Regions from separate parts of the Homo sapiens genome. Here region 2 is linked to region 1. The links are chromatin loops, found by intact Hi-C in ENCODE. Cell type or tissue: heart right ventricle. All regions are shown on one strand. Links, peaks and the distances in the headings refer to the core of each region. The heading gives the core; the rest is flanking DNA.

What was found. A loop is a pair of places that touch in the nucleus more often than their neighbours do. Peaks named below come from ENCODE experiments on the same cell type or tissue, not always from the same donor. Only the 100,000 strongest peaks of a DNase experiment are listed, where the experiment ranks them.
Region 2: a loop joins it to region 1, with 4 times the contacts of the local background. A loop is called at or near these places in 5 of 110 quality-filtered maps.

The regions. Positions count from the first base shown.
Region 1 is chr22:32,997,866-33,003,243 of GRCh38, reverse strand. All of the region lies in intron 2 of SYN3 (synapsin III), which reads left to right. Among named protein-coding and RNA genes, the nearest start is that of SYN3, 58 kb to the left of the region's middle. In heart right ventricle, for the core only: CTCF peaks have their summits at 2,158 and 2,361 (motif pointing right); a DNase peak (open chromatin) is centred at 2,373.
Region 2 is chr22:32,410,838-32,416,155 of GRCh38, reverse strand. It overlaps RTCB (RNA 2',3'-cyclic phosphate and 5'-OH ligase), which reads left to right and starts at 3,909. Exons shown (of 12, transcript NM_014306.5): 1 at 3,909-4,092. The coding sequence starts at 4,000. BPIFC (BPI fold containing family C) reads left to right here. Exons shown (of 17, transcript NM_174932.3): 16 at 165-241; 17 at 1,731-2,311. The coding sequence ends at 1,853. RefSeq lists an enhancer at 3,760-3,939. In heart right ventricle, for the core only: a CTCF peak has its summit at 2,221; a DNase peak (open chromatin) is centred at 3,875; H3K4me3 peaks cover 2,115 bases; H3K27ac peaks cover 1,489 bases.

The DNA.
Region 1 (5,378 bases), core at 61-5,060:
GGTATCTTTACAGAAGCATCCCACTCTCTGGGGTACCAATTTACTATATTAGTCCATTCTCACACTGCTATAAAGAACTACCTGAGACTGGGTAATTTATAAAGGAAAACGGGTTTAATTGACTCACAGTTCCACATGGCTGGGGAGGCCTCAGGAAACTTACAATCATGGCAGAAGCCACCTCTTCACAGGGTGGCAGGAGAGAGAATGAATGAGTGCCAAGTGAAGGGGGAAGCACATTATAAAACCATCAGCTCTTGTGAGAACTCGCTACCACAAGAGCAGCAGCATGGGGGTAACTGCCCCCATGGTTCAATTACTTCCCACTGAATCCCTCCCACAACACATAGAGATTATGGGAACTACAGTTTAAGATAAGATTTGGGTGAGTACACAGTCAAACCGTATCAGTAGGCACCAAGTAACTATGTATTAACTGAATAAATGAATGCATCCCATTCATTAAATGTGCCAGATGCTCTGTTAGTCCAATGTGCATGTATATACACTCATTCACTCCTTGAGACATTAACTTAGTTTGGGAATGATTAAATCTATGCTTTGCTATTTATAGTTTTTTTTGTTTTGTTTTGTTTTTTTGAGATGGAGTCTTGCTCTCTTGCCCAGGCTGTAGTGCAGTGGCACGATCTCAGCTTACTGCAACCTCCACCTCCCAGGTTCAAGTGATTCTTTTGCCTCAGCCTCCCAAGTAGCTGGGACTACAGGCAGGCGCCACCACGCCCGGGTAATTTTTTTGTATTTTTACTGTAGACAGGGTTTCACCATGTTAGCCAGGAGGGTCTCGATCTCCTGACCTCATGATCTGCCCACCTCGGCCTCCCAAAATGCTGAGATTACAGGTGTGAGCCACCGCACCTGGTGCTATTTATAGTTTTTAATGCATACTCTATGTAAAGTCAACATTAAAGTATGTTCAGCAGATTCAGACCATCAGTCTGACTTTACTGCTTCCTGCTCAGAAATTGCCTCTTCTTAACCAGATTGGTCATGTGAATCACCTGTCTTCCGATCCAGTGTGAATCATCTTAGGTGTTGCTGCTTGCTTAAGGGTATTTATCATGAAACTTTGTTTGTCTCTGCTTATGTGTTTATGTAAAGCATCACTATTAGGCTCTGAGCTTAGTGGTTGATGTCTGCCGGGGTGTTTCTTTTAGGCCCTCTGCCCTGAACAATGCCCATCTGCCTGGTAGTCAAAATGCCTGCATGGCCCTTGAAGTTTTCTCTCTCTCTTCATCCCAACATTTGACCTTGATTTTGAGTGTTCTCTGCTAGCTGTGTTATCCCTGGCTCAGCTGTTTGTCAGGGAAGTTACGTCTTTGCATGGAGGTTGAACTTAATAAATGGCAGTATGGTGCAATGTTAAGAATACAGACATCAGAGCTAGGCTATCTGGGTTGAAATTCCATCTCTACCCTGAAGTGACTAATGACCTTTGTAAATTACTGCACCTAAATGGGAATAATGATAGTACCTATGTCATAGAGTTAATGTATGTAAGTAGGGTTAAGATCTGAGTTAGTATAACAGTGCATGGGATGTGCCTGGTAGACAGTAAGTACTGCATAAGTGTATATTATTATTGCTGACTATTGTGATCCTTCCTGTGTAACATTAATCATCTTAACAGTAGCCCCTTGTAGGCATGCCTGTTTAATTTCTTCATGCCAAATATACAGGGCAGTCTGGATTAGGATTTATCCCATTGTGCTATTTATTTAACCCATTGGTCCGTTGGTCACTCTTCCCTGTAGGTCCTGGGTGATAAAGTTGGGTCTTATTAATATCTGTCCCTCCAGTGTCCATGTGGTATACAGTAGGGTAGGGGAACAGTGAATGAGGTTGAAATGCAATGAGTGGCCTCAGACATAACATTTAAATTTTGAATTTGATGTTCAGTCTCTCTATTCCACAGGAAGGACCAGTGTGTGAATTTTAGGCTGTGTGCAAGGGTAGGGACACAGCTTTGGCCAGAGGAGTTTTTCCCAATATATTTCAATCATTCGTCCTATGGCCACACTTTAATTGGGACTCAACAGTCTTTGTTTATGGTGTTCTTGCCCCTCAGTGGGTGAAAAAGGGGAGAAGTAAGAAACTAAGACTCATTAACTCATCTGGCAGTTGGCCCTGCAATTATTAGATGTTTGTGACAGAGACTTCCTACCACCAACATACAGCTTCTCCCACAGAACTCCATCCTAGATTCTTCACGAACTTCCTAACCTCTCTGAATCGCAACACTTTCCCGGCTTTCTCCAAATTGATGCTGACTGCCTTAGAGTCTCGGTCCTGTCCTGAAGAATCCCGGAAAAATGCCTGTCCCCTGCCACCAGGAGCGGCCAGCAGGTGGCAGGGCAGCCCCACAATGCCTGGGTGGTTCTGCAGAGTCTGGTGCCTCTGGGCCAGCCCCCTCCCCAGCCCCTCCTGCACTGTGTGAGCTGTCTCCCAGGGGAGGAAGTGGTTAAAGGGAAGAAGCCAGCTCACAGGGCCCCCTTCTTTCCCCTTTCAGATGATAATGAAGGGGAGAGGAGCTGCAGTCTGGACAGACAGTGAACCCACCCCAACCCCAACGGGGACGATGATGCTGCCCCCTTTTCTACCCTTCTCAGCCCTTCTCAGGAAGACAGACGTTTCTCTGTCTTCCCATTCCTGGTCCAGGGCCTTCCAGTAGAATCAGGTTTTGTTGTGGACAGGTGGGGTAATTGCAGGATACCACTCTTCCCTGCCTGATGTGTCCAGCTTGTAGACTCTGAGTCAGCCTGGGTCCCTTGAGGACGATCCAAAACCTGGCCAGTGACCTGGAGAGAGACCTTTCATCTTCAGGAGAAATAGAGGGTCTCAAAGCCGTCTTTGCTGGGAGAACTCATGGCCAGGCATTTAAAGATACTCTCTCCTGTTGGGGGTGCCTGAGGAGACCAGCCTGGCTAGGCAAGGATGTAAGGCCTGGCTCCGGATAGGTCTGAACTAAAGGTGATGCTCTCCTCTGGGATGGTGGGGGACAATCAGCAGTTTGTTTGTTTTTAAATGAGGTGGGGTTTCACTGTGTTGCCTAGGCTTGTCTTGAACTCCTGGGCTGAAGCGATCCTCCCACTTCGGCTTCCCAAAGTGCTGAGATTACAGGTGTGAGCCACCGTGCCCAGCCTCATCTGTAGATTTGAGAACCACAAGGGAAAGGAGAATTATAATTAATTGATATCAAACTCAGTTCTCTTCAGCCCCACTGCCACTCCACTGCTTATCTTGCCTAGAATTTTCCAGCAGCTTCACTGGTCTGAAACCTCCCATCTTGAGTTCACCTTCTGGTTACCTTCCATGGGACTACCCAAGGGTCATCTTTCTGAAACACAAATCTGACCAGTTTCACTTTGCTCCTGCCTGCCCCCTCCCCATGCATCTCGTTTTATTAATATAATCCTGTGGTGGGGGAATCGTTGCCCTCAAAGTCATAAGCATGCCTGCCCTGCCCTCCCTCTAGTTCTGCCTCCAGCTCTGCTTCCTGTGCTTTTATTGTTTGTTTTTGTTTTGTTTTGTTTTTGTTTTTTAGAGACAGAGTCTCATTGTGTTGCCTAGGCTGGAGTGGAATGGCGCAATCTCAGCTCACTGCAACCTCCACCTCCGAGGTTTAAGTGATTTTCATGCCCCAGCCTCCTGGGGGTCTGGGATTGCAGGCACAGGCCACCACGCCCAGCTAATTTTTGTATTTTTAGTAGAGACGGTTTCATCTTGTTGGCCAGGTTGATCTCGAACTCCTGACCTCAAGTGATCTGCCTGCCTCGGCCTCCCGGAGTGCTGGGATTATAGGCGTGAGCCACCGTGACTGGCCCTGTCCTGTTTATTCTGCAGGAAGAGTAAGCCACTTGTAGTTCTCAAACACACCTTTCCGCCTTAGTACATTCTGTTCCCTGTTACCTGGAATACCCTTCCCTATCTTGTACACCTGGCAAGTTTCCATTCATGTTTGAAATCCTGCTCAGGTGTCCCCTCTTCTGAGAATTCTTCCCTGACACACCCCACCCTGCAGTGTTAATATCGACCTCCCTTGTGTAACTTAAAACACACTTCATCATGCTGGCGCATCATGCAGGCGCACATACCACACTGTATCTGTATTATAATCGTCTCTTCTGCAAGAACAAGGCCTGTCTCTTACTCTTCCTAATGTCCCTGGAGCTCAACACACAGTAACTGTTCAGTTAGCATATGTCATTGCCCTACCTTAGTCCAAGCAGGATAACTTGTACTGGGCATAGTGGAGTCTGAAGCTCACCTCACCTTAGGGTTCAGGAACACAGAACACACGGTGGAGGAGTTTCTATTTTTATTCACTTCTGTATAAAATCTTGGCTCTTTACTTACCAGGATGCCAGAGTCACTGTAAGGCTGCTATTTGAAATTGTTTTTAAAAAGGAGGATGGAGGGACTTTTGTTTTTTTTTTTTTTTTTTTTTTTACTATTTCTATAGAATGTACCAGAATCCCAGGTTTGATTTTCAAAATCAAAACCTTTAACATGACCCAAAAAATAAAAAAGACAGGTGGAGTTGGTGTACCTCCCTGCCCTCAGTTTATCCTACAAGGTCTCTGGAGCCTGGATAGAATGGGGAGGAGGGCTGTTGGGGGAGCAGCGAATAGAAGCTGTTCCTCCCCAGGTCACTGCGGTCCTCCCTGGGTGGCCTCTGGAGCCCTGGCTCTCCTGTCCTCTTACTCTGCTGGTAGCCTTTTTCTCAGAAAATCTGCTCTTCCATTTCCGCAATGATCTATTGCTATCTTTGCTGTTATTGCCCACCCTTCCCAATGGTTTCTTTTTTCTTTTATTTGTTGGGTAAGAAATTAAAAGGGTGTCCTTGGTTTGAAACCCTCTGAAACCCTCCTCAGCTACCATCCATCTGGTGGAGAGAATATCAGACTACACCTTCCTACCAAACAAGGATTAATGACACCCATTGGTAAGCACCTTGTGCATTTCTAGATTTTCCAAGAGTTATTACGCTGTATGATCATCACCTATCTGCCCACCCACTTCTACATGGTGTCTGTATTTGCCCATGCCTAGAACAGGGCAGATAATAGGTACGTAGGAAATGCCTGTTGACTGAATGAGGAATTTGGGAGGTGGTGCGTTATTGGCAATGACAAGGTTGGGGGTGTGACAATCAAACTGAGGAATGACATTGGTGGCATTCTTTTTTTTTTTTTTTTTGAGATGGAGTCTCGCTCTGTCACCCAGGCTGGAGTGCAGTGGTTCAATCTCAGCTCACTGCAAGCTCCGTCTCCCGGGTTCACGCCCTTCTCCTGCCTCAGCCTCCTGAGTAGCTGGGACTACAGGCGCCCACCACCATGCCCAGCTAATTTTTGTATTTT
Region 2 (5,318 bases), core at 319-5,318, 590 kb after region 1:
GTGAGCCAAGATCACACCATTACATTCCAGCCTGGGCAACAAGAGCAAAACTCCATCTCAAAAAAAAAAAAAAAAAGCAAGCTGTCAGTCAGTCTCTTACTAAAAAGCTTGCTAAAACCTCTGTGCTTGTGCCCAATTGTTTTACGTCTTGTTCTATATTTTAGCAAAATTGCAGCAAGGATTTCCTCTGTCCAATCCACACAAATTCTTATTCGTCAATTCAGATATTGAAGTTCTTGAGGTAAGAATGCAAATCTCACCTCTTAACTGACCCATTTCTTTTTATAGTAGACTAAGCCTCCTCCTGTTTTGCTTGTTTTTGTTGTTGTTGTTTGTTTTTGTCCTGCTTTGCTTTTTCCCAGACCAGGGAATCTTATAAACATGTTTAGTTCTTAAATCACAATTAACAGAAAATATTTAGAGTTGAGTCTAAAAATCAGACCAAGATCAATTTCACTTAGCAGCCAAATCCACAGTATAAGAAGATGCCCCTTAGCACGCTTTATTTTACTTATTCCACAAGACAATCTGTAAGGCTGGAATTATTAGTCCCATTTTACAGATGAGGAAAGGAGGACTCAGAGAGAAGTGGCTCAGGCAGCTGGAAAGGAGCATGGCTGGGACAGGACTGGCTCTTCTGATTCTCCCAGTCAGAAGACTTTCCCCTGAACCAAAGGCACACACCTTTGAGTTCAGGGATCGAATCGTTTTCCGGCTCATCATTATGCATTCACTTCAGAATACCTTTTTTTCTTTCTTTCTTTTTGGCATTGTTGTTTGTTTGGGGAGGTGGAAATATGTTTCTAAAGAAATTCTCCAATCCTGTACAGTCCAGGGGTCCCCAACACCCAGGCCCAGGACCTGTCCCGGTCTGTGGCCTGTTAGGAACCTGGTTGCACAGCTGGAGGTGAGCGGCCGAGGAGTGAACATTACTGCCTGAGCTCCACCTCCTACCAGATCAGCAGCAACATTAGATTCTCATAGGAGCACAAACCCTATTGTGAACTGCCTGTGCAAGGGATTTAGGTTGCACGCTCCTTATGAGAATCTAACTAATGCCTGATGATCTGAGGTGGAACAGTTTCATCCCGAAACCATCCCCCAATCCCAGTCAGTGGAAAAATTGTCTTCCATGAAACCAGTCGCTAATGCCAAAAAGGCTGGGGACCGCTGCCCTACACTACCGTGCATGCTCTCCCACTTCCCTGCTTCTCCCCCACTGCTTCTACAATGGCTAAGTCACATCGGGTGACAGTACTCCAAAATGGCCTTTCCTTTCTCTGGGGCATTCACAAAGTAGGGCCAGGGTAGAGGAGGGCCTGACTCTCTGTAGGACCTGGTAAAGAAACCATCTCTCAGCTGGGCATGGTGGCTCATGCTTGTAATCCTAGCACTTTGGGAGGCTGAGGTGGTCAGGAGTTCGAGACCAGCCTGGCCAAAATGGTGAAACCCTGTCTCTACTAAAAATACAAAAATTAGCCGGGTGTGGTGGCACACACCTGTAGTCCCAGCTGCTTGGGAGACTGAGGCACGAGAATCACTTGAAACCGAGGGACGGAGCTTGCAGTGAGCCAAGATCGCACCACCACACTCCAGCCTGGGCGACAGCCTTTGAGACTCCATCTCAAAATTAAAATAATAAAAAAAAGAAGCCATCTCTTCCTCACGCCTCAGACAAACCCAGACATGCCCAAGTTTTGACGTTATCTTCATTGTCACATCCTTTCCAGGGTTTCCTTTTGATTTCCACCGACCTGAAGTATGAAACATCCTCAAAGCAGCAGCCAAGTTTCCACGTATGGGAAGGTCTGAACCTGATAAGCAGACAGTGGAGGGGGAAGTCAGCCCCTTGATTGCCGGTTTGCAATTCACCCCAGGAAGTAAATGGTCCTTAATCCTACAACTACTGTAAACCCAGAAGGGAAAGACAGTACACACTGGAATTGTAAAGCCCTTGTGAATTGCTTAGGCAGAAAGTTTTCTTTCTTAAGCCTTCAGGAACCCAGAATAAGGCAGACTCTGTTAAAGGGATAAATAGAGGTGTCTGAATGTGAGTGTATGCATGCTGCGTGTGTCTGTGTTTATGTTTGTTTGTTTGTTTGGGGCAAGAAAGATTCTAGGACAAGAGCTAGGCATGTACTTCTGACCAGGTGGGTAAGCAACTCTAAGTCTGTATTTGTATTGGTCATTCTCAGTGGAAATCCCTTAGGCCCTCTAGTGGTTTTCCCCTACCTGCATATTGGTTTTCATGTTTTATATTCACTGTTACTATCTTCTGTGTTTAATTAAAATTGTTTTCTATCAACTTCAATCTTGGTTTTTTTATTTGAGAAATGGCCTGCCCTGAATTTTTAAAAAATAAAATAAGAGGCCAGCCACAGTAGGCCATGCCTGTAATCCCAGCACTTTAGGAGGCCAAGGTGGGCGGATCATGAGGTCAAGAGGTCGAGACTATCCTGGCCAACATGGTGAAACCCAGTCTCTACTAAAAATACAAAAATTAACTGGGAGTGGTGGCACGCACCTGTAGTCCCAGCTGCTTGGGAGGCTGAGGCAGGAGAATCGCTTGAACCTGGGAGGCGGAGGTTGCAGTGAGCCGAGATGGCACCACTGCACTCCAGCCTGGCGACAGAGCAAGACTCCAACTCAAAAAAATAATAAAATAAAATAAGACATAGAAAAGGGAAGAGACCTAAGGTTGCACAGACATCAAGGCTTGATTTTAAAAGAGAATTCTTTACCTCTGAAATCTTTCCAAGAAGGAACAGGGTAACCACAGGAAACTCTAAAAGTTGTATCACTTCAAGCTTTGGGATTTTTCACCCACCACAGATTCAATGAAATGGCAGTGCAGAGTACTAAACTCAGACAATTCATAACTGAGAATGATATTAATGTGTCAGAGCACCTAATCAATGGGGAGAAATTGGGGCAGAAGAGAAGAAAAGCGGAACCAGTGTAGATAATGCAACAAATGAATGGAAACTACATACTGTTTTTTGCAGCACTTACAGTCTAGTGGGGGAATGGAAAGAGGAGAGCTGTTTATAGAGTGCTTGCCGTGTGCCAAGCCCCGTGCTGATTACCCCTCCAGTGTCACTTCATTTAGCCTTCTACTCAAGAAAGAATTATGATCCCATTTTAGAGATGACGAAACAGAGATAAGAGGGGTTAATCACACCAAGTCAGTAAATGGCACAGATAGAAATTGAATCTTGCGTCTTTCTAATCCCAAAGTTGCAGTTGTTGACATGAGGCCGAACTGGAAACTGAAATCACTTAAAGCTCACTTACCACTATGAACAAGAGACACGGCGTATAAAAGCATGATTAAAGAGGTCTTGATCATCAAATGCGGCTAGACTGGGGAGTTTTGGCGATCCATAAGGGCTGTGATTTGATCATTTTGTAGTATATGTCTGGCCACAATAGATGCACCCACAAGTGTTTGTCAGAATAAATGATAAGCTGCCATGCTTCATTCTTTGGGATGCTCCTTTCTGACCAAAAAAGTTATTTGGTGTATATCCAGATTCATTCTGAAACATAAATGTTCAGCTATGGTATTTACTCAAACAGGTTTTTCTTTCTCAGCTGCTGGCGTTATCTTTTTCCCCTCCCAGCTGAGGGTGTAAACTCCAAGCCAATGCACCGAACCTGACCCAGACTCAAGGTGTTTTCATAAGCTGCTGAAAAGCATTTCCAAAACAAAAGATAACTAGATTATACTTTAAACTTCTGGATTTCGCTTAGCTGTAGTTTAGAGGAAATCGACTAATAAAGATCCTAAAGTTATACACTACAGGACAGTACAACTTAACCAGAGGAAAGACATTGGCCTGAAGAATTTTGAGCCTCGGCGCTTGCCGTTGCTCATCTGCTGCGGCGCTGGTCGCGCCTGCGCTTTGGTTCTTGGAAGGCGGTGCTCTGAGAAGCCGGACTACGCGGCAGCGGCTCTTCAAAGCGGAGCCGGGAGTTTTTGCTACAGTTTTCGCCACCATGAGTCGCAGCTATAATGATGAGCTGCAGTTCTTGGAGAAGATCAATAAAAACTGCTGGAGGATCAAGAAGGGCTTCGTGCCCAACATGCAGGTAAGGCAGGAGAGCAAATGGCGGGGCCTTCCGTGCTCCGTCCCCGGCCCGGCCGGCGTCCACTGCGCCCTCTGGACCTCCCCTGACCACTGGGTCCGCCCCGGCCCCTTGCAGAGTTTCCCTCATCCCGTCCTTCTCCCCTCACGGTTCTGGGGCCGCCCAACCTGTTCCGGCACCACCTCCCGCCAGGAGAGGTCCCCGAACCACGAGGACAAGCTAAGTGCGGTGGATATGGGAATCTAAATAAATACGAAATTGGGGTTTCCAAAGCGTTTTCACAGATCAGTCTCATAAACGTATCGTGAGCTGTTTTACGTTCACAGAAACTTCAGTGATCTTTTCCAGGGTGGAACAGCCAGCCCCAGGTTCATTTGCTGGGACTGGAATTCACCTCCTCTGAGTCATGCTGGTTATTTAAATAACGTTTACAAACCTTTGTTCACTAAACCAGGTTTTCAGCATTCAGTATCGCATGTTGGTTTTTAATAAAGCGATGTCATTTCTTGCAGTAGCGCAGGGCAGGGCCTGTTTGATTTTAATATTCACTTCACAGAAGGACCTCGAGGATCTGTCGGTGACATAGCTTCCTCTACCCACCTAGGAAGAAGCTCAGCCAGGACTTGATGTCCGGTTTACTTCTTTGACGTCCCAGATGGAGACTTGAGGGCTCAGGATCATCAGATAGTTTGAAAGCCTGGGCTCTGTATCTCTCGGCCTTCATCACCATCTGTGCTCATATTTTTATTAATGTGAAAAAAGAAAACGTTTATGAAGTTTTGCAACGTATTTTTAAATAGTTTTTGAAATCCCTGAAGGTGCCAAGTAAATGCTTCAAAGGTTTACCGTCTCGTCTCACGTCTTGGTAAACAGCTCCCAATAGTCACTCCATTCTTTTATTCAGAATCAAAGCTTACTGAGTTTCCCTTGTTGGCAAGTCACTTACACTGAGGGAAGAAAAAGCGCACGGGGATAAATCTGTGTTCTGTTTGCTGTTTGGCCACTTTCTTTGTGTGGAAACCGTTACCCTGAAGGAAGGAATAGAAAATCTAACATAGGGAGAGCGCAGTGGTTCATGGCCTGTAATCCCAACGCTTTGGGAGGCCAAGGCGGGAAGATCCTTTGTGCCTAGGACTTTGGAGACCTGCCTGGGCAATATAGTGGGACCCTGTCTCTACAAAAAAAATTTAATTAGCCAGGCGGGGTGGTGTGCACCACAGCTACTCAGG